2 separate regions of the Homo sapiens genome follow, and region 2 is linked to region 1. Evidence: chromatin loops called from intact Hi-C (ENCODE). Cell type or tissue: Caco-2. All regions are shown on one strand. Links, peaks and the distances in the headings refer to the core of each region. The heading gives the core; the rest is flanking DNA.

Region 1 (12,192 bases), core at 1,708-9,707:
ATGGAAAGTACTAGAAATTTCTTGAAGTTTACTCTCATTCCATTTAAAAATATTCGTTTTGTTTTGATTGTAGTAATGGTGATTAGATTTAAGCTTTCTTAGTCACAATCAGAATCTAATCATGCCTCCTTGATATTCATTTCAGTTTATCTTGACTTCATTTCGTATCTTCCTCAGGCTCTTCAATCACACATTTATAAAACATCTCTGTGTCTATAATGATGAAAAAATCATTAGCTCTTAAACGTTTTTAAGTGGGTAACCTTAAACTTCAGTTTCAACATTCATTACATTGTCACTATCTGCTTAGTTTTGACCTTGATCTGATAAGGTGTTACTCCTAGGTCCTGAGATGAAAATATAATCTTACTTTTCCCCCAGTCCAAAACGCTCTGTTAATGGAAATCATGGACAGCAAATACAGACACTATGCCATAAGAAAACTGAATTTTCTTATCTATGTCAAGCTAATGGAAGAGCAGTATTCCCATTTTATCAATAGCCATTTTGGGGCTGTAATGTGAAGGTGGTCCAAGGCATTTGATCACATTTGCCTTTTGGATAATCCATTTTTAAGGAAATTAACTCTGCGTGATCTATTGAAATGTTCTTTCTTCATTTCTTGCTTTTGTTCAATATCTCAACATTTGCATATTGAGGCAAGCTTACTGTGAACCAGAACTTCTGTTATGCATAAGAAATTGAAAGCTTTGGCCAGGTGCATTGGCTCACGTCTGTAATCCCAGCACTTTGGGAGGCTGAGGCAGGTGGATCACGAAGTCAAGAGATAGGGACCATCCTAGCCAACACGGTGAAACCCCATCTCTACTAAAAATACAAAAATTAGCAGGGCATGGTGGTGCATGCCTATAGTTCCAGCTACTCAAGAGGCTGAGGCAGGAGAACTACTTGAACTGGGGAGGCGGAGGTTGCAGTGAGCCGAGATGGCGCCAAATGCACTCCAGCCTGGCGACAGAGGGAGACTGTCTCAAAAAAAAAAAAAAGAAAAGAAAAGAAAAAGAAAAAGAAATTGAAAGGTTTTTGCAGGATACAAAGTCAACACAGAAAAATTAGTGCATTTCTATACATGAACAATAAACTAGCTGAAAATATTCAAGAAGGCAATCCCATTTACAGTAGCTTAAGAAAAAAAAAAACAACCTAGGAATAAATTTTAACCAAGCAGATAAAATAGCTCTACAAGGAAAACTACAAAACACTGATAAAAGAAATTGAAGAGGGTAAAACCAAATGGAAAGACATCTATGTTCATGGATTGGAATAATTAATATTGCTAAAATGATCATACCATGCAAAGCAACCTACAGATTTGGTCCAATCCCTATCAAAAAACCAATGACATTCTTCATAGAAAAATCAAAATAATTGTTAAAATTTGTATTATACCATGAAACACCTTGAATGCCCAAAGGAATCTGAGCAAAAAGAACAAACTGGAACCATCACACTGCCAGTCTTAAAATACACTACAAAGCTGTAGTAATCAGAAGAGCATGGTGCTGGCATAAAAACAGGCACACTGACCAAGAGAACAGAATAGAGAGCCCAGAAACAAATCCACACACCTACAGTGAACTCATTTTTCACAAAGGTGCCAAGAACATTTATTAGAGAAAAGACAGTCTCTTCCATAAATGGTGTGGGGAAAACTGCACATTCGTATTCAGATGAAAAAACCAGACTACCACTTCTCAACCTATACAAAAATCAATTCGAAATGCATTAAAGATCTAAATGTAAGACCTAAAATTATAACATTATTGGAAGAAAACATACATAGGAGAAACACTGCAGAATGTTGGTCTAGGGAGATTTTATGAATAAGATCTCAAAAATACAGGCAACAAAAGCAAAGTAAACAAGTGGAATTATAACAAACGAAAATGCTTCTGGACAGCAATAAAAACAGTCAACAGGGTGAAAAGACAACCTATAGAAGAGAAGACGATATTTGCAAACAATTTATCTGACGAGAAATTAATATACAGAATATACAAGGAACTCAAACATCGCAACAATAAAAAATCTCAAAAGAAAACATCTGATTAAAAAATAGGCAAAAATCTCTTTAATTAGTTTACTTGGATCCCATCTGTCAATTTTTGCTTTTGTTAATCTTTGTCCTGGCCTTTGTCCTGAATGCTATTGCCTAGATTTTCTTCTAGGGTTTTTATAGTTTTGGGTTTTAAATTTAGGTCTTTAATCCATCTTTAATTTTTGTAAAATGTGTAAGGAAGGTGTTCAGTTTTAATTTTCTGCTTATGGCTAGCCTGTTCTCTCAGTACCATTTGTTAAATAGGGATTCTTCCTGCCTTGGTTTTTTTTTGGTGAGGTTTGTCGATAATCAGATGGTTATAGATGTGTGGTTTTATTTCTGAGTTCTCTATTCTGTTTTACTAGTCTATGCTCATTTTTGTACCACTACCATGCTGTTTTGGTTACTGTAGCTTTGTAGTATAGTTTTAAGTTAGGTAGCACACTGCCTCCAGCTTTATTCTTTTGCTTAGGATTGTCCTGACTATACAAGCTCTTTTTTGGTTTCATATGAATTTTAAAATAGTTTTTCCTAATTCTGTGAAGACTGTCAATAGTAGTTTAATGGTGATAGCACTGAATCTATAAATTGATTAGGGCAGTATGGCCATTTTCACAATATTGATTCCTCCTATCCATGAGCATGGAATGTAAATTTACAAGAAAAAACAAACAACCCTATTAAAAAGTAGGCAAAGGTCATGAACAGACACTTCTCAAAAGAGGACATACATGCAGCTGACAAACATATGGAAAAAAAGCTTAACATCACTGATCATTAGAGAAATGCAAATCAAAACCACAATGAGACACCATCTCATGCCAGTCAGAATGGCGATTATTAAAAAGTCAAGAAACAACAGATGCTGGTGAGGTTGTGGAGAAATAGGAACACTTTCACACTGTTGGTGGGAATATAAATTAGTTCAGCCATTATGGAAGACAAAAGTGGCAATTCCTCAAATATTTAGAACCAGAAATACCATTTGACCCAGCAAGTCCATTACTGGTGTAGCTGCTATCAAGGATTCATTTGTTCAATGAACAATTTATATTCCAAAGGAATATAAATTATTCTATTATAAAGATACATGCATGTATATGTTCATTGCAGCATTATTCACAATAGCAAAGACATGGAATCAACCCAAATGCCCATCAGTGAAAGACTGGATAAAGAAAATATGGTATATATACATCATGGAATGCTATGCAGCCATAAAAAGAAACTAGATCATGACCTTTGCAGGGACATAGATGAAGCTGGAAGTCATTATCCTTAGCAAACTGATGCAGGAACAGAAAACCAAACACCACATGTTCTCACTTATAAGTGGGGGCTGAAAAAAGAACACATGGACACAGGGAAGGGAACAACATACACTGGGGCCTGTGGGGGAAGGTCAATGGGGTAGGGAGAGCATTAGGAAAAAGAGTTAATACATGCTTGGCTTAACACCTAGGTGATGGGTTGATAAATGCAGCAAACCACCATGGCGCACACTTACTTATTTAACAAACCTGCACATCCTGCACATGTACCCCGGGACTTAAAAAATAAAATATAACAAAATTTCAAAAATGGGCCAAAATATGAACAGATATTTTTCAAAAGAATATTACAAATGGCAAAAAAATACGAAAAAATGCTCAACATCACTAATAATTAGTTAAATGGAAATGAGAATCACAATGAGTTATTGTTTCATCCCAGTTGGGATGACTATTATCAAAGACAATAAATAACAAATGCTGGCAAGAATGCAGAGACAAGCATACTCTTATATACTGTGGGTGGCAATGTAAACTAGTACGGCCACTATAGAGAACAATGTAAAAATTCCTAAAAAAAATAAATAAATAAATAAATAAAACCACAAATAGAACCACCATATGATGTAGCAATCCCACTACTGGGAATTTATCCAAGAAAAAGAAAATACGTATTTCAAAGAGACATCTGCATCCCCATGTTCACGGCAGTACTATTTCTAATAGCCAAGATATGGAATTAGCCTAGGTGTCCAACAATAGATAAATGAATAAAGAAAATGTGGTATATATTCACAGTGGAATACCATGTGGCCATAAAAAGAATACAATTTTGTTATTCAAGGCAACATGGATGGACTTAAAGGGCATTATGTTAAGTGAAATAAGCTAGGAACAGACTGAAACACTGCCTGTTCTTCTCACTCTTATGTGGAAGCTAAAAAAATGTTGATCTCACAGAAGTAAAAAGTATAACAGAGGATACTAGAGCCTGGGTAGAATAGGGGGAGGAACAGGGAGAGATTTGTTAAAAGATACAAAATTATAGCTACAAAGGAATAAGTTCTACCACTGTAAGATGGTTACAGTTAACAATAATACATAGTTTCAAACAGCTAGAAAGAGTATATTGAATGTTCTCAACACAAAAAAGTGATAAATGTTTTAGATGTTGGATATGCTAATTAACTCTATCTTAACACTACACATTATATGTCTCAAAACATCATAGTGTACCCTAATACATATATACAATTATTATGTGTAAATTTAAAAAACAGATATTTAAAATGAGAAATCATGGAGAAAAATATTGTTGTTTAAATTTGAAATAATTCAATAAACAGGATAATTTTCTAAGTAAACATATTTGAAAAGAGAATGTACAATTGCTAAGATAGTACTAAGTAATTCACCTGGAATAATTTCGTAACTCTTTTTCATTTATCAAAGGATGTTAAATACTTCTTCGTGTTATTAAACACAAATCAAAACATTGCAAGTGAGTAAAAAAAAATCTACAAAAAAACAAAAAGAAATAGAAACAGGATGAGAAACAATCCTAGCTTATGAATTGCACAGTATTGAAGGTGACTAACAAATAGATAAGCCATTAGAATACAGCATGACAAGGGCCATGATAGGAACAATGGCAAGGTCCTAGAGGGAACACAGAAAAAGCTCCTAATTTTTATAAACTGCAGCTGTAGTTTCTGGGTTTCCTCAACCTAGTCTCAATTTCAATGAATTTCTAGAAGGACTCATAGAATTCAGCAAAAGCATTTAACTCATGGTTAAACTTTAACACAGCAAAAGGACACAGGTGAAAATTAGAAATAAGAAGAGGTGCGTAGGGTAGGGCCCAGGAGAGTTTCAGGTGCAATTTTTCAACCATCCTTTCTTAGGGGAGTTGGACGGAGAGGGATTTCGTCTCTCCACGTCAATATATGTCAATACGCCCAGAATCTTGCCATTCAGGGAAGCTCACCAAGAATTTGTGTTCAAGAGTTTTATAGGGAAGAAGGAAACGGGTAGTCACGTAGACATGGCTAACTAACTATGTGGCTAGTCTTCAGTCTGCAACCCCTCCAGAGGTCACTAGAGGTCACACTGCTACTGCACGGCCCAAAGTTCCCACTAGAAATCATATGGTTTAGTGTAGACTACCTGGGAAGACCCAAGGCTCTCAGGTAAGTATAGACAGTCTTACCAAGCAGAACATTCCAAGGGCTAAGGGGTTACCTCCAGGAGCTGGACAGAGGCTAAAGTTTTCTTGAGCAAAGTCTGTCCTTTACTGCACAACAGTGCAGTGTATTCAGAGAGGACAGGCTCTGCCTACCCACCCACTATCTAGTGGCTTTGTTTACACAACTTCTTTCTTTAAATTTATATAAATTTATGGAGTACAAGTACAATTTTGTTACATGCAGAGATTGCACAATGGTCAAGTTGGGGCTTTTAGGGGGTCCATCACATGAATAATGTGCACTGTACCCACTACGTAATTTCTCATCTTCTGTTCCTGCACCCCATCCCTCACCCTTCTGAGTCTCCACTGTCTCTCATTCTACTCTTTACATCCATGTGTACACATTTTTAGCACTCCACCCTGCGGTCTATTGGCTAAGATTATACACTACATCTTCTTCCTGGAATCTCTGAAACCCTACTTACACTTTAAACAAAAAGTAAAAACTCTTATCTCTCTGTGCAAAAATTTTAGTTTGTTTGTTTCTTTCTCCACAGCTGCCATTTGTTTTCAAGTACTGCATCTCTCAGAAGGCTAATCTAATTTGTGTGACCCAAACATGTGTATTCAGCTTTAGTAAATTCTTATTTTTAGAGGGGAACTTATTTTTAAGAACAAACTGAAAGATACTCAGTGTTTAACCAGTGAATATTCTTGAACAAAAATATATTTGAAATGTCATAGAAGCACAGTTAAACATTTAAATATACAAAGTCAGCAATGCTCAGAAAAAGGTCTAGATTGCAAAAGGTGACTTTCTAGGCATTTAATATTCTTACAGCTACTCAAAACAGAAAACTTTGATAATGTCTCGCTGCCCATCATATGTTCTATACTTGGGCTCTGTGTAATCATACAGATACTAGCTTCCCTGCTCACTAACTTCTGAAAATCAAAAGTATTTAGGGTGCAACATCAGAAGAGATAAAAAGAAGCTACATATTCATAATACGTGATCCTAGGCTGGGTGCAGTGGCTCACACCTGTAATCCCAGCACTTTTGGAGGCTGAGGCGGGCAGATCATTTGACATCAGGAGTTCGAGACCAGCCTGGCCAACATAGCGAAACCCCATCTCTACTAAAATACAAAAGTTAGCTGAGTGTGATGGTGCACCTCTGTGATCCCAGCTACTTGGGAGGGTGAGGCACAAGAATTGCTTGAACCTGGGAGGCGGAGGTTGCAATAAGCTGAGATTGTGCCACTGCACTCCAGCTTGGGTGACAGAGCGAGACTGTGTCTCAAAAAAAAAAAAAAAAAAAAGACATGGTTCTACATTTTCACATGATTTCATCTAACCAATGTAAACATTAGAAAAAGTTAGCCCGTCTTTAGGGGTGTTGTATTATGAACTGAAAAGATCAATCACATGCAGGTGGGATAATGTGAGCGGTAGGACACAGAGGTTTCCATGTCCCAATGAGAGGAGAAGTTTGCCACCTTGTCTTAAAAACACTTGTTGCTAAAGAACTATGGCTTTAATAAATAAGTTATTTAGTCAAGCCCTAGTAAGCAGTTATCTGAGTCTTTATCATATCTTCTTTGACTCTGTTCAAAAAAATTGTGATGAAAATTGTACACTCAGGGAGGTAGCTACTAGAAAGGATTGTTTATAGTGGCAACAAAGCATAGTGCTGGTTTTCCAACTGACAGAGACAGCATTAACTTGGGTCACAATGAATTTGAAATAAACACGGCACACAGGTATGTAGTGAGTCTCACACAAACTTCACAAAAAAGGAAAATTTCTTCTCTTCACGCTTTCAGGACAAAAGGTCAGTGGTCACTCGAGACTGGGAGCTTTTGTGATTTTTTTGTCTGATTAAACTTAAAGTGGTATGTCACTGGGCCAAGGAGCTTAAGGGCAAATGAGAAATTCAGTGTGCATTGTTACAGAACAGAACTAAATCCCATCTACAGGAAACTGACTTGAGAACTTGCTAATAGAAGAAGCTTGGTCAACTGCAAATATCTCATAAAATACAGAAAAACTCTTTTCAAATTGACCAAGACCAGATAGTTTTCAATTACTTTTCTGTATATAAATCACACTTAGGTGAAAGAGCAAGAGAGCAGGCAAAGAATAAAATGAGAAGCAATTTCATTAATAAGGATCTTAGGGGATCCCATGATCCCACAAAGATAAAGATGACAGCTAATTATTTGACTTCAAGATAGTGTTTGGTAGGGATGCTTCAAGACAGGGTTTGGTAGGGATGCTTGTTAATCTGCAAAACAAACAATACTGAATGAAAGAAGGAGAGGGAAGTATAAGAAGAGGGAAGAAGGAAAAAAGGAGAAAAAGAAGGAAGGAAAGAAAATAGGAGAAAGAGGGAAGAGAGAGAAAAAAAGAAAAAGAAGGAAAGAAAGAAGAAAGAAAAAGAAAGAAAGAAAAGAAAGAAAGGAAAGAAAGAAAGAAAGGAAAGAGAGAAAGAAAAGAAAGAAAGAACGAAAGAAAGAAAGAAAAAGAGAAAGAGAGAAGGGGAGGGAAGGGGAGGGGAGGGGAGGGGAGGGAAGGAAAGGGAGGGGGAGGGGAGGGATTTGATTTTCTTTGTTCCTCTTCCAATATCATCTCTTTTCATTCCCCAGTTGGAACTTTGAATTCTATGTAAATGAACTTGGGATGACCTTTCTTTCTACTGGGTCTTTGCCCAAGCCACTCCCTTTACCTAGAAAACTCTTATCCTTATACTTTCCGCTGACTGCTTCATGTTTTCGGAAATAAAATACTGGTGTTCACACAGAGACTAACTTATCTCCCCAACCATAAGTAATGATAAAAGGTTAGGCAGGGCATCAACTCTAATCATTCCATCCTAAGGATGAAAAAGATTAACCTTTAAGATATTATGGAAATTTTCAGAGTAGACATGCATATTTTAAATAATGGATTTGTAAGAGAGAAATTCTGCAATGAGATGTAAAGTAAATATATTATGGAATTTCCAAATAAAATCTCTGGTTTGAACCCTGTCATGCTGAACAAATGAACATTGTGTCTCTGCTCTTCAAAAACAATGTAAATTGTATTTCTGTTAGTGGATGTAAAATAAAAATACCATTGAACATTAGGAGTCATTTTTTTTCACCTGAAAATCTGAAATAATCTGAAAATGCAATTTAGTGGCTCCTTTAATCATATAGCTCACTAACTTGTCTCGTACTTGAAAGTTTATTTCTTGATGTTAGATATTATATCCAAAATTTTCAACTGGATTTCAGTGGCATAATCACATTAGAGTGTGGTTAAAGCTTTATTTAATACTTAATACATGATGTTCCACATGTCCTTTCATAAAGTTCCCAAAGGATGATCACAACATCTACAAATTAATCCACAAGTTATAACCACTGATTTTATGTCTAATTAAGATTTAGAAGAATAGGGTGTCAAAAATGGCGTTGGAGTTTTATCTGCATTTTGATTTGTGAGCATCATTGCTAAATAAAAACTGTAGAACCATCTGCCCCTTACAGCAATTGTACAAAGCCTGTTACATATCAAAATCAGATTTTTTCACATTAATCTTGAAATTTACTTTCTACAAAAACTGTAATTCTCTATTGATGCTTGATATTTTAACTCTAATATAAATGTCCATATCTACATTTTTTACCTAACCCTGTGTTCCCAGATTACTTTCATCTTATTGGTACACTTCTATATTCTTCTCCTTAGATCGAATATTAGAATTACAGAATTTCAGAGCTGCCACTTGGTGATTTTTCAGTTATTCGGGTTAAATTTCTCAGTTAAATTGATGCTCATTTGTTTTTTCTGCTTCTGAATGGGCCATTTAGAATTAAATGCTGCATAAATCCCCGAACTTGAGAGTATACTTTTGGAGGATCTAAATCATAGAAATATGACACCCTACTCAGTTAATCAGTGCAACACGTCTGTGTCTCTATGGAGATGGATTGAACAGGGTGTCCAGTCAGCCGCAAACTGCTGAGTATCATTTGACTCTAGCACTACCAATGTGTTTCTATCTAAGTCATGTACTGTTCATGGATGGGATCTTTTCATTCTCATCCAGTCTAGCTTACATCACTCTCCTTTTTCAAATTCCCTTCAGTGCTTGACTTATGCTTTTTTCATAGAGATGGTTGTAACATGGTCTGCTTCATATTTTTGTATGTTCAAATGATGTTTACCCACAGGTTTTTTTTAAACACCTTTAATTGCAGTTCATCTTTATCTAAATGTCTATATCAACCTATACTCCCCCAGCCTAATCACCTAATTCTTATCTGTAATTCAAGGCCAACCTCAAATCACTTCTCATTCTCTTTCAACCTAACCCACAGCCACCTCACTTTATTTTGAAATTCTAAATGGTCTTTGTATCTTTCCTGCATTAAAAATTATATTTCCTGTATATATAATTTCTAATTGTAGTGCAGTGAATTACACATTTATGTAATGATCTCCATAATTATTTTGATAACTTTCACATAATAATCACTGAAACAATTTTAACTTTTATGTCTATTAAGTCTTTCTCTTCCACCATATTCCTACCATTTAATGGTAAATTCTTGAAAGAAGCTGTGCTTTTCCACAAGATACAGAGCAGTGATTTGTTGTTAGTAAAAATCAGTACATTTTTGACTGTCAACCATTCACTCAAAAGCAGTGAGTTATGTAGCACATCAATTACTTTCTCCTGTTCTAAGTTCTAGAGGTAGAAGATGAACTAAAATAGGATGAGAAATTTAGGGGAGTTAAGAGCAACAAAATCCTCTGTCAGCAAATTTGAACTACAATCAATGAAGATTATAAACACAGATATGCAGGAAGAGGGTGGGTGGCAAATGTTGAACTAACATGGCTCTTGACTCAGTGTTCCATTCCCGTAATCATTTCAATCCAATCTAACTCATACTGAACAAGTTAACATCATACTAATTGCACTGCTCTAGGCATTTTGGGGGTATAGAATCCATCAATCTATGACTCCTGCTGTCAGCCCTCCTTTACTGACAAGCAGAGACAAGATAAGAATTTATACAAGCATAAGTCAAAAATATATTACAGAATTTACTCTCATAGGACTACAATTGAATGGCTGTTATAGTTTTTTTTCCCTTTAATCCCACACACAAAAAAAGATTTTAATTCCAACTGGAGAAATTTTAAAGGGAAAGAATACTATTTATACAGCATTTCAGAAAATAAGTAAACTATTGACAGACGCAAATGGGATAAAGGCCTTCTAAGTCAAATGTAAACTCCTGAACAAAGATATCACTGCTCTATTTCCAGAAAAATTAGTGGAAAACCACTTCTATCTTCAGCGGTCATTGCTGTCAAATGGTTCTAAAAGCATCCTAACCTTTGTCAGATGTATCACTCATCACTAACACCAATAATGCAAAAACTGACTCCTGCTATATAGTATTAACAGAAGCCATGGGCTACAGAGTCTTTCTTAGGAGGCTAAAAGAAGAAATCAAAAGTAAAACAATCACAACACAATCTGCCCTCTAATGCCACTTCTTGTCCCCTGTATTTAATGAATGATTTCTAAAGCCAGTGAGCATTTTATCTGAAAATATTAAGCAGTAGGAGATTAAATTGAAAACATAAAACTTTCTGAAGAGTAAGGACACAAGTTCTTGCTTTTGAAATAAAATAATTGATAAAGATATTTAAATACCAACATGAGGCATATTTCATTTAGAAACATTCCTAAGGCAAGTACAGAGAAGTCATGTTAATAGTCAACATTTTTCCTAACAAAGAACAAAACAATATTGACTATGTGTTATAATTAAAATTGTTCTCTGCTATTTATGCTATCAAGAAAATATAATTTGGTCCTGGAAAAGCATTCTGAAATTATTTAGTTCTATTGTCACATTTCATAGTTGTTAAAGAACTTTGATGATATTAGAGACAATTGTTCTGTCAATGACAGAATAATAGAACTAAAGGATTTTTGATAGAATAGATACTAGAACTAAGGGATGTTATCTCCTGCAGGGGTGTCCTTCTTAATAACACCAAGTCACTTACACTTCATCACCTCACATCTCCAATAATCTCCAAAAGAAAAATTTCTAAGGAATTAACTCATTTTCCTAATAGTAACCCTTTGTTTAAGATTGCATGAGTAATTGAACATTTATTGTTTAGACATCATTTTTGTGAAAATACAACAAAGGTATTGGTGGCTATGAACTGTATGTTTGTATCCCACCAAAATGCATATGTTGAAATCCTAATCCCCGAATGTGGCGGTATTTAGAGATGGGGCATTTGAGAGTTAATTAGGACATGAAGGTGGAACTTTCTTGATGAAATTGGTGCCTGTATAAGAAGAGACACTCACGCCTGTAATCCCAGCACTTTGGGAGGCCGAGGCGGGCGGATCACAAGGTCAGGAGATCGAGACCATCTTGGCTAACACGGTGAAACCCCATCTCTACTAAAAATACAAAAAATTAGCCGGGCGTGGTGGCGGGTGCCTGTAGTCCCAGCTACTCGGGAGGCTGAGGCAGGAGAATGGCGTGAACTTGGGAGGCGGAGCTTGCAGTGAGCCGAGATTGTGCCACTGCAATCCGGCCTGGGCTAAAGAGCCGGACTCCGTCTCAAAAAAAAAAAAAAAAAAA
Region 2 (12,192 bases), core at 2,413-10,412, 1.2 Mb after region 1:
TGACCCATTAATATATTTAGATTTTTGTTTTCTCTTAAAAATGTATTTATAACATTTATGTACCTCAGCCTTTGAAAATTCTCCTTTTCCATTGATATATAGAGTTTGGCAACTACTCAATTGTCTTCAATTATCAATGAACCAGGTTTAAATATTAATTTGATGTGTTCTTTGTAACCACTGATTTTATAACTCAATTTTAATAAAATAAGCACACGGGAACCTTAATATTTAAATTTCACTATGCTCATATCTATGAGTTAAATTGGTTTAAACTAATTCGGATTCTGTGATGACTCTTTTGCTAGGTGAATATGTTCTTTGATTCATATCCATAGTAAAAGTCATTAAGGAGGTCTGGGATTCAAATCCCTTATTGGAAATGTGTCTATTTCAGGACACATGTTTAGGCTAAAATATAAACTTCTATTTGCATTTGTCTCAGTAATAAAATTTAATTATTAATTCTAACCATTTTTACTCCATGAATTTTCAAAATATAAAAATAATTGTTTCCATCCCACTTGAACTAAATTCTTTACTTTCTGATTATTTGCCATCTCTTTTACAAAGATTTTCTAAAATACAAGTTCATACGAATTAGCAAAGCATATAGATAAAGTAGTACTTGATTTTCAGCCCTATTTTCTTCATCCTATGATGTCTGTTTGCATAATATTCCAATGACTGATATCTGATCCATCCATTTGCCTGATGTGTCTCCTTAACTTTGAATCCAGAGCTCAATTTAAGTTCTAGTCTTTCTTGGATTAAATTTGAATTAAAGGTAGGATTATATCCCTTTTTCTTTCTGTCTCATGTTTTGTTGCTTGTTCTCTATCTCTCTCTCTCTCTCTTTCTTTCTTTCTGATGGAGTTTTGCTCTGGTTGCCCAGGCTGGAGTGCAATGGCGTGATCTCGGCTCACCGCAACCTCTGCCTCCCAGGTTCAAGCGATTCTCCTGCCTCAGCCTCCCGAGTAGCTGAGATTACAGGCATGCACCACCGTGCCCGGCTAATTTTGTATTTTTAGTAGAGATGGGGTTTCTCCATGTTGGTCAGGCTGGTCTCGAACTCCTGACCTCAGGTGATCCACCCGCCTTGGTCTCCCAAAGTGCTGGGATTACAGGCATGAGCCACCACGCCTGGCCTGCTTGTTCTTTCTATGAGAACTCTACAATTGTCTCTCAAAGGGACAATAGGGAACTATGGGAGAAACTTACTCTTTATGATAGTAACCCTTAAATCTGTTTTTGTTTTTTATTTATTTTTTTGTACCATGGGTTACAACATTTTAGCTGGTGCTAAAATCCATTGATGGTCCAGCATTTGTTTTAATAAAATGATATGATGAGAGAGAAAATATCAAAGTGCTTCAGAGGCTGTAGAGTTGAATATTTTTTTTTTCTTTTAAACATTTGTTTCAGAGTGTGTGTGTGGGTGTGGGTGGGTGGGTGGATGTGTGTTTAAGTGTGCACTGGGATATTTGAAAATTGTGGTCTCTATGACCGTGTTCAGAAAACTCAAGTCTAATGATAAATTTGTAGTAAGAATCTTACCCTGTCCATATCATCAAGCACATTCTTAAAATAACTTATTTGAACTCTCTTACAATACTTTGCTCAAAGCAAGCACTAACACACCATAAATAAAAATCAAGAGACACAGTTACTCCATCCTTACTGTCAGACAAACTGTAATGAATGATTGTCTAAACCACCTGGCAGCCGTTTTGCCCCTTAGAGTGAGTGCAGACACAGTGCACCAAGGTATGGAAACTACATGGAATAGAGGGAGAAAGTGGGTTGTGGAAGCCAATGAATTTCCTCGACTCAGGAGTCCTCCAGGAGTCCTCTTAGTGTCAGAATTACGATACCCTGAGCAAGGACAGTACAGCCTTTCCCAGGGCTTTTTTCCCCATCTGAGCTGAATAAAAAGAGCATATGGGAATACATACATACATATATGTTTATATATATGTATATTTGAATATATCACCACACTTGGAATAATTTGTCATTGTTCCTTTGCTAAGTTCCGTGTCTCCTAACATTTCTTCTCAATTTCTCAATAGTGGATATTCATTTCGTCAAATCCTCAAAAATTCTACGGCTTTTAGGAGGCCTTATTGAACTAATTGGAAAATAGAGTAGAATCCTTCTCTCTTTTATTTAAGAACATGTCACTTTGGCTGGGTGTGGTGGCTCACGCCTGTAATCCCAGCACTTTGGGAGGCCAAGGTGGGTGGATCACTTGAGGCCATGAATTCAAGACCAACCTGGCCAACATTGCAAAACTCCATCTCTACTGAAAATACAAAAATTAGTTGGCTGTGATGGCGTACACCTGTAATCCCAGCTACTTGGGAGGCTGCGGCATGAGAGTTGCTTAAAGCAGGTGGCAGAGGTTGTAGTGAGCCAAGATCCTGCCACTGCACTCCAGCTTGTGTGACAGAGTAAGACTCTGTCTCAGAAAGAAAAAAAAAAAGAACATGGCACTTTGTTCATTGCATGTAACTCTTTGCTTTCCATGATAATATGTGCTTTTTAAAGTGTCCACCTTTCCTTTTGTCATTAAAAGACACTCTTTCTCATCATATTCTAACTTTCATTAGCTACTGCAGAGGATAGGGACCATCTGTTTATTCGCTTCTTAGGTATTTTGAATAGGGCTATATAAAAAATGATGCTTTAAAATGCGTGTAATGATCGTTCCATTTGAAATAGAAAAGAGCCACCATTCTCTTTCAATATTATAAATTTTATTTCCCCAAAATGCCATGCTTTATATTTTTCTAAATAGGATTTTATGGTTCCCATATGTTCCTAAATGAGAGTTTTCTTCTAGACACTTGTACAAATGTGAACAGTAAAAATGAATACTTTGTCCTTTTCTCTTTTAGCTGCTTCCCTAGGAAATCTCTATTTTGCTCCCCTCATTGGAAGGCCAAAATAGCAATGCCTTTGAGTGTTTCTCCCCTAGGAGCTTTTCCCTTTTCTTTCTCTGAAAGTCTAGAGAGCCAAATATCCTCTTAATGACTCGGCCACCTGAGCAGTCTTTGTCAGTGGCTTCCATGCCCTTCTCCCTGACAAAGACAGATCCCATTAGACTGCCTAGATTGAAGGGGGCCCTTCTGCTGGGATTTGGAATACTCCTGGGCACATCAGGGCCCACAGCCTTACATCCTTAGTTAGATATGTGTTTTCACTTGGGGCGGGCTTTTGGTATTCTGTGTAGCAACTAAAATGTGTCTCCCTACACACACCTGACCTACCCTCCACTTCTTCTTTTTGTCCTTACTTCTGTATCACACCTCCCATCTCCAGGTCTCTCTTGTGTCTCTTCCCTAAATACCTGAGGTTCTATACCCATGCCCCAGCATGCTATCAGACCTTTTCTCATCCTCTCTCTCTCATCAGACTCTTCCTATCCTTTCTTATAATCTGGAGCTGAGAAATAAATCTGGGATAATGTGGTTGTGGGTCCTTGTGGTGTTCTGTTCAGGTATCATGGTTGCATTTGTACAAAGGTCTTTCTGAAGATAAAGTATCAGTGGAATTTTGGTAATCTGACAGTGTGTATGCACGTTTTGATCAGGAATATGCTTTATATCTTTCTTTTTTTTTCATAGATTCCACTAATATTTTTCTGTGACCCTCAAATGATCCCATGTAGATGAATACCTGGTTATTCCATACTTAGGACTTAGAGCCCTTGTATTTATAAACCAATAGATTTTTCTCCTTAACATTTGGAGTGAGAAAAAGAAAGCCTTGTTAATTTAAATAAATAACTAGCTTGGTTTACAAATAAGGAAGCAATTGGTTTTACTTGATTCTTTCACTGAAATATAATCACAAACATTTATACAGTGATTATTATAAACCATGTACATTACTAGTATTATTTTGTTTAACACTAAGAGCAACTCTATAAGGTAGGTAATATTATTATGCGCATATTATGAGTAAGGGAAACAAAACTATGTAAGTTAATCAATAGGTTTATACAGCTAGGAGTGATGAAGTCAGGTTTTGACATAGGTAATCTGTGAAACTATTGTGCTCAATCAAAGTAATCAAGTCAGTTAAAATAGGAACATGAAATCTTTCTTTGGATTGCAATTGAATATTGGCTTTGAAAACAAGCACTAACCCAGGGGAATCTGACTTTCTTCTAGAGACTGATACAGAATTACAGTTTCTTTATTTTTAATGTATGTATACATGCATTGACTGAACTGTTTGAGGCTCTCAAACACTATTTGTTGGCTGTACACTTAGGTTTCCATTCTCGAGTTCAAATGGAACCATTTAGTCTGTTTTATTTCTAAAGTTTCTTAATACCACAGATATCTTAATTTCTCTAGGAAATACCAAAAAGTGAGGACAGAAAGAATAATAATAATTGTCTGCCTCCAAGGAGTTAACCATCAAGCAGACGAAAGAGAGAAAGATAATTATAACACGTTGGTGCTTTTTAAAGACCTGTGCATTCTCCTCTCTTTGAAATAGGTACCATTTCTGTCAACACGTTGCGTACTCCCTACACTGCTCCTGGTGAGAGTGAGATTCTGGACCTGGATGATGAGTTGTACCTGGGGGGGCTGCCAGAAAATAAAGCTGGCCTTGTCTTCCCCACCGAGGTGTGGACTGCTCTGCTCAACTATGGCTACGTGGGCTGCATCAGGGATTTGTTCATCGATGGCCAAAGCAAAGATATCCGGCAAATGGCTGAAGTTCAAAGTACTGCTGGAGTGAAGCCTTCCTGCTCAAAGGAAACAGCAAAACCGTGCCTTAGCAACCCTTGCAAAAACAATGGCATGTGCAGGGATGGGTGGAACAGATATGTCTGTGATTGTTCCGGAACAGGCTATCTTGGCAGGTCCTGTGAGAGAGGTAGGATTCTAAAACCCCAGCAGCCAACTCCCTGAGATGAAAAGTTTATTAAATGTTGACCTCAAACCTGCACTGACCATTGAAACGTAATGTATACTCTACTGAAGTAAACTCTGTTTGCAAGCTGAGCAGCCATACCTGACATGGATTACTAATGAGCTCTTAATGTTTTTCAAAGAGCTTGATTCTGAAAGGACACAGTTCTTAAGTATATTGCAGGAATAGAAACTTGAATCTTTAGTATCCTCTAGAGTATGAGCCTAAGATGTATTATAGACAGTAACTGCTGTCTTTTTTGCCCAGTTTTTAACTTCAGAACATTAGACAGTAAAAGAGGCATGAATTATACATACCTATGGCTTCTAGTGCTAATACCCATGCTAAGAAATAGCATTTGAGGCAAGCTAAGCTATGAGTTGCAACTTCCCTGACACAACTGGGTGAGACTTAAGTTAGCCTGCTCATTTCACTTCAGTCAACTTACAAAAGAGGCAATATCCTCTCTGAAAAGTAAGCTGACTTTCAATCATCTAAGGTGCACCAACATTTCTGGAAGTGTACCCTAATAGAAAAAGTACTTACCTTTGGCTAGGACCTAACCAACTGCAGAGGATTCATTTACCAATTTGCTGTTAAGACTTAGCTGTGCCTATTGAAGTTCTGAGCAGGTGCTGCCTCTCTTTTTCTAACAGGAGGCAAACCCACATTTTATTTTTCTTTTTTTTCACCCTATACAATAAAAGGAATGAGGATTCAAAGAAAACTGAAGGGCAATAGCCATCCCAGTTGATCTGCAGAACAGGCTAAAGGAATAAATAGCAGAACAAATAGTTCTAAGTTTATTCTTCCATCGACCCAGTGTTTCAGATAAATGCTTTAGTCACTACACCTATTGCCACTTATTTTCAACAATGGAACTAAAAATCAATATGAAAAAATATTGATGAGTTGTTCCATTGTCCTCACCTGCTACAAATAACATTGCTTTATTACATATTTAGCCTAAAATTACCTGGCATCTATTTTTAAGCTATGAATATTTATTGTTTCCCTTTTTTATTCCTGAAATAGTTCAGTTCAGTTTGCCGAAAACCTCCTAGGAAAAAGAGGGGTTGTTTTGTGAAACCCAAAATTGAAACCTGATTTTGGTTATTTATCTTAAAAAGGAGGTACATCAACTTATTAGTTCTGAGATTAATATTAACAATATAAATATTTAATAGTAACATAGAAATCATATATTAAACCACTTACCATATGCTGTTATTATTGTAGGTCATGCAATTAGATGGGTCAGTAGACGGGTATGTTATCACATAGATACAGATATATTCATTCTCTTTATGATAGTACCTAACCGGCATTTCTGTGAATTGTCAATACAACTTAGCTATTTCTATATAGTTTAGTTAGTATGGTGTATATTCTTTATAAGTTTCCTCTTTGCATTTTGCTTCCTAATTTTAGTTTGTTTGTTTAGTTTTGTTTTTGGAAATTGCCAAAAGGATGAACAATGTAACAAAGCTTGCAAGGTATAATACAGTTACGCATAATATGAGATTAGCGGACTTGCACGATTTAAGGTTTTGTTTTAATTTTAATCACCCAGAGAGCTGCCAGTTGTTCTGATGCCTCTTGGTTAAGTGAAGCTGAAAAAAGGGTATAACTCAACTGTCACATGAATTACGGAAGCTTTCTGTTAACTATGCGTGGTGTACCACCCTGTGGCAATATTCCGCTACTACCTATGGCAAAAATGAAAATAGAAATTGTAGATCTTTCAGAGCCAGGATGAGAGAAGAAATATTTATATATTGCAATGATTAGAAAAAGGGGCAGCAAGCATATGTAGATTTGTAAATGAGAATTTAATAGCAAACTTCATCATTGGGATTCAGCATACGTCTTTATCTGATAGGAGGCTGCAGGTTTCTGCAGATTTCTTTGTCTCCAGGTTGGCTGTATGCATTTTTGGGTGGTTCTTGTTACTGGACTACCCATGTGTATTGCGTGAGTCCTTTGCTTTTCAGAAGTAATTTTCTTGCTCACGTTAGGGTGCCTCCTGAAAGCAAAGGAAATGTGTGATGGTTGTCATGCTCAATACCACAAAATTTGGCTTCTGCCCAGTTCGTGGCTATTATGCCCTAGTTCAGTTAACACAAGATTGTGCCTGAACCTCCGAATTTCCAATTTAAAACAGGGGGCTTTGACAGAGTTTCTTCTCCAGACACACATTGGTCACTTAAGGCTGTTGTTGATCAAATAAGAGTTGACAACTCTTGAAGTTTCTTTTTTTAAGAGAACTTTTAAAGTTGTTTTCTTATTAACTTTGAGCAAAAATTGATAATTTATAATTTATGAAAATAATTATTCAAAGTAATTAAAAAACATGTTCAGCTCCTTGGATTTAGAAAGTTCAACATGGAAAAATTATGTTGCAATTGCATTATAGGAGATGTTTATCATGCCTAAGGAAGCAAAGGAGTTTATAAGAAAGAATAAGATACTTGCTAACTTAGGCAGACAAGAAGAGAGTATTTTGTTTTACATGTATTGATCCTATAAGAAGGAGTAGTACAGAAATAATGTTCAATGAATAAAAGTTAAATTTAGCGCCTTCCCTTCTGCTTTATTTTTAATAAAACTGAGAATTTGTGGAGACTTGATCATATAAAAATTATTCTGTTATATGTAAGAATAAGAGCATTGATATAATCAGAGATCTGCTTTATACTGTTTGTTAAATTCTAACAGATGGAGGGACAGATGTCAGAGCAATATAATTTGGCTCCCTGTCTGATTTTCATCGTTGATCACAATATGTGACTGCCTTTCGGCAAAACTGAGCACAGGTGTACACTTTAGACTGCAACAAAGAATAATGTAGAAAAGGAAATTTATCAAACTTAATGACAAGGGAGAAGGAGATATAGAAGACAAAGTTGAAACTGGTTTTCTCCCCCAGTGGGAAGTATTGTATTGGAATTAGCCTTTTAAAGAATTATTGTATATTCTAAATGATGAAATAATTTTACTAGTGTTCAAGGATGCTGCCAAATAGCATAACCTTCAAATGTCAGAATGTTGTTTACCATTTATTTGGCAACTCTAGACTACAACCCTGTGCATTTTCCATTTCTTGTCTAATTAAACATTAACTCTAATTGTGAGGAATCGTTTAGGCTTTCATTTGTCATTTATCAACAAGTTATTTTCACATTGAGAATTATTTAACATGACACTCGGGGGCACTCTAGTTTTATTACTTTACTATGTTATTTCAGTCCTGCAGCTTTCTGGAGAATGTTAAAGGCTAATGATTCTGATTATTTTTTTCTCTGGGTTGTATTTCACACTATATTTATGATCCATTGTCAGTCATCTGTATTTCTTAAAGGAGGTGCCCCCTATTTAGTTTTCAATCAAATCAAGCTACTTTTCCCAGAAGAATATGATTATTTCAAAAATGTGATTATTGAATAATAGAGCCTAGTTATAGAGATTAAATAAAGAAGAGAAAACAAACACTGTTTTGATCCTTTTATCTATATGAAACCAAAGTAACTGAACACATGATAATGACTTTTACACTTTTATTCGGGTGCTTGTTGCTTTACAGATATGGGTCATGATTGTCTAGTTTAGGAAAAACAAAAGTAAAGATCAAATTTCTTTTAAAATTATACCACAAGCATTTTTCTCTCTAGAATTCACTATAACTTTACACTCAGGTTTTCATTATTTTTTGAGCAACAGCAATTTGATTATTTGCACTGGTCTTTGACCACTGGGATTTTACTCCCATTTGGGAAACTTTTTGTCTAATTGGAAAAAAATATGATATTATATAGAACCACTATATTTTTGAAAGACCATATTTTGTTTTATCAGTGCTTAGGGCATTGCCTAACCATGAGGCCCCTGTTTTGATAAATAGACACTTCCCTAGCCTATCTTCTGCAGCCCAATTTTGGCCTTCAAAGTGGACCTTATTACATATTTCGTTCATGCACAGTACTGAAATTAGATTTCACTTGCAATAAGCAGAATAAATACTTAATTTCTTTGGTAAGCTTTTATGTAAGCTTGGTATTCAAATTGAAATTAGCTCACTGTGTGTGTATGTGTGTGTGTGTGTGTGTGTGTGTGTGTGCAATTATTGATTCAATTAATATTTATGGAGGCTCTGCTGTGGGCCTGGCATTGTGGGGGCACTTGCTGCTGATAGAGCAATGCATATGAGAGACTGATCTCTGCCCTCAAGGTACTTGTATTCTAAAGGGCATATACAGATAATACTCTACAAACAAGAAATGGTCATTTCAACAAAGTGAAATGATGAATATATATTGAATAACTGGAGTGGGTAGCAGGTCTCTCTGGAGTAACATTTGAGCAGAGACCTAAATGCTGAAAGAACCAGCTATTTAAAGATCTGGGGTGAAACATTTTTAAACAGAGGGATCTAAAAGTGCAAACACTTCAGTGAGATCATGAAATTGGTGTATCTGGAGCTCACTGAACAAGAAGCGGGACATACTTAAAGCTGAGGCCAGAGAGATGGACTGGGGCCAGGGTCACACTGATCTTTGTAGGTTTAAAAAAGTAGGAACACGGTTGAGGGAGCTACTACAGTGGTGTAGGTGAGAGATGAGAGCAAAGTCTGAGGGACATTAGTGGCAGAGGTGAACAGCAATCAATTCAGAATGTGGATTGGAATTAGAGCCTTTAGGACTTGCAGACTTGCAAATGGATTGGACATGGCAGAGAGAGTAAGAGAAATCAGAAAGCTTTAGGTCTGAGCAATGAGATTATCATGTTTACTGAGATGGAGAAGACTGAAGAAGGAGCATGTTTTGAGTTTGTTCATTTTTGAAGGGAGTAAATCAAGAGTTTAATAATATTCCAATTGAAATATTCCAATTGAAATTTCATATTCCAATTGAAAATTTCCAATAGGCAATGAATGCTACAGCTCAGGAGAGAAGTCAGAACGCTTAATAAATATTAGAGGAGTGAGCATATGAGTTGACTGAGATCTCTTAAGTCAAGAGGTAGATGGAAAAGAGAAGGGAGCTAACCTAAGCAGGGAGACCTGGAACACTCAGTGCTTAGAGAGGTTCTGGTTCTCACTTAATCCCATCATGACAACAAATAGTGATTAAAGTCTTATAGAAACAGTACTTGACTTTCTGAAAAATAAACTTACAAAACCACAACTCTAAATATAGTCCTAATATTGAACACAGTTGTATCAGTACACTTAATTGCTATGCTGTGTAAGTAGGCAAAATAATGAAAATTTCCTGGTTCATTTTAATTCCAGGTAGTTTTTCTTTATTAAGTAGCATCCTGAGTTATCGGAACCAATGAGAAAGCAAACTGATTCACGCTTGTTTTGCAATATTCCACTACCATATGGTGCTTAACATTAAGGAGTCCTGACTATTTCTTAAAGCCGTCAGGTTGTCATCAACAGTTTTTTTTTTATTCATTTCTTTGTGTGTTTAAGACAGTACTAAGCAACTTCCCTACTGATGCCATCTGCCTTAGTTTAGTAACAAACATCCTCACAAGCTCCCCAGTCCCACCCCCATGCTTATTTAGTGTAGCAAAAGCACATCATTACTGCTTTGCATGAGAACTTATTCAGGACACCAGGGCTGTGCTTATAGATAATATTTAAAGTTACTCCCCTTCTATAAATTAATCTTAAAAGGAAGTAACAGTTCCTTAAAAGGAAGCCTTTGTAAAAATTACCTTGCTAAACATAATGGCTCAAAAGAAGTATTATCTGTTGTTTGGTAATATCAGTTTTTCTTTTTTCTTTTTGAACATCACCTTTGGTAAAGTATTGGCCTAGTTCCTATAGTTAAGCTATATTTCTTTTTTTTTTCTTTTAAAAATAATTCTATCAGGGCAGAGATTATGAAAAAAAAATGATGACAGTAACTTCTCCTAGAACTACAGGTTTTCAGAACAGATCAAAGCCCTGAGAAACCTTCTGGCAGTACCCTCTCATTGTGCAGATGAATAATTCAGAGCCAAGGCAAGGTTGACTAATTTCACAGAACTAGTCAGTGGGCTTACCATACATAAACATGCATTGAAAAGTTGCTGGAGGCTGGGCACAGGTTCCTTTTGGGAACCTGGGCGAGAGGGTCACTGGAGTCCAGGAGTTTGAGACCAGCCTTGGCAACAAAGGGAGACCCATCTCTAGAAAAAAGTATTAATAATAAGCTAGCCTGGCATGGTGTCATGCGCCTGTGGTCCCAGCTACTCAGGAGGTTGAGGTGGAAAGATTGCTTGAGCTCAGGAGGTCATGGCTGCAGTGAGCTGAGATCCTGTCACTGCACTCCAGCCTAGGGGATACAGACCTTGTCTCAAACAAACAAACAACAACAAAACCCAAACAAAAACAACAACAAAAAAATCCACAACTTCGCTGGTGTTTCAAACTAGGCTCACACTGTGGCTGTACAAAAGAACGTGATCTTTGCTCTTGAGAAGGGGGGCATATAATCAAACACTCAAAATTCAACATGATTAATGCTATAGGTAGAAAGTGCTCTGGGAACAAAAAAAAAGGAACTGCTGATATCTCTGTTTCTGGGCTTTAGCAAATATCTCACAAGGGAAGTCCTCTACTGTGACTTCTCTTTCCAGCTCACAGTTTTGTTTATTTCTGAAGAAGATGAATTGATTTTGTAGTATTGTGTTCTGGAAGTCTTAAATAAATGATAATAAATGATCCTTTTCCTCTTTAAAGTATTAATGCGCTATACCATCCAAGAACTTATCATATTCATTTTCCATCTCTAGAGGCAACGGTTTTGAGCTATGATGGGAGCATGTTTATGAAAATTCAGCTCCCCGTAGTCATGCATACGGAGGCTGAGGATGTTTCCTTACGGTTCCGATCCCAGCGTGCATATGGCATTCTGATGGCAACCACTTCTAGAGACTCTGCTGACACCCTCCGCCTGGAGCTAGACGCAGGACGTGTGAAACTGACGGTCAATCTAGGTAACAACCTGCCTTCCCCCATTGAACTAACACTTTTTTACTTTTTGTTCAATTTGCCTGCAAACATTGATCAAGTAGCCTGTTTGCCATGGAAAATTAAAACACTTAATGGTCTTATTTCCATCATTTAAAGTAATTTGAGGTTTTCGGGGGCATCTTTTTATTTTTTATTTTATTTTTTATGTTTAACATAACTTACTGTTTTGTGATTTCTACCACTGAGGGTTCTTAAAAGAGAGGCCATGTCTGTCAGTGAGGTTAATTGAAAAT

What was found. A loop is a pair of places that touch in the nucleus more often than their neighbours do. Peaks named below come from ENCODE experiments on the same cell type or tissue, not always from the same donor. Only the 100,000 strongest peaks of a DNase experiment are listed, where the experiment ranks them.
Region 2: a loop joins it to region 1, with 10 times the contacts of the local background. A loop is called at or near these places in 8 of 110 quality-filtered maps.

What each region holds. Positions count from the first base shown.
Region 1 is chr2:51,703,749-51,715,940 of GRCh38, reverse strand. The region is part of intron 5 of NRXN1-DT (NRXN1 divergent transcript); the gene reads right to left. Among named protein-coding and RNA genes, the nearest start is that of LINC01867, 660 kb to the left of the region's middle. In Caco-2, for the core only: a CTCF peak has its summit at 5,431 (motif pointing right); no DNase peak of the experiment used is centred there.
Region 2 is chr2:50,530,957-50,543,148 of GRCh38, reverse strand. It overlaps NRXN1 (neurexin 1), which reads left to right. Exons shown (of 23, transcript NM_001330078.2): 10 at 4,513-4,896; 11 at 11,719-11,922. Among named protein-coding and RNA genes, the nearest start is that of MIR8485, 160 kb to the left of the region's middle. In Caco-2, for the core only: a CTCF peak has its summit at 6,634 (motif pointing left); no DNase peak of the experiment used is centred there.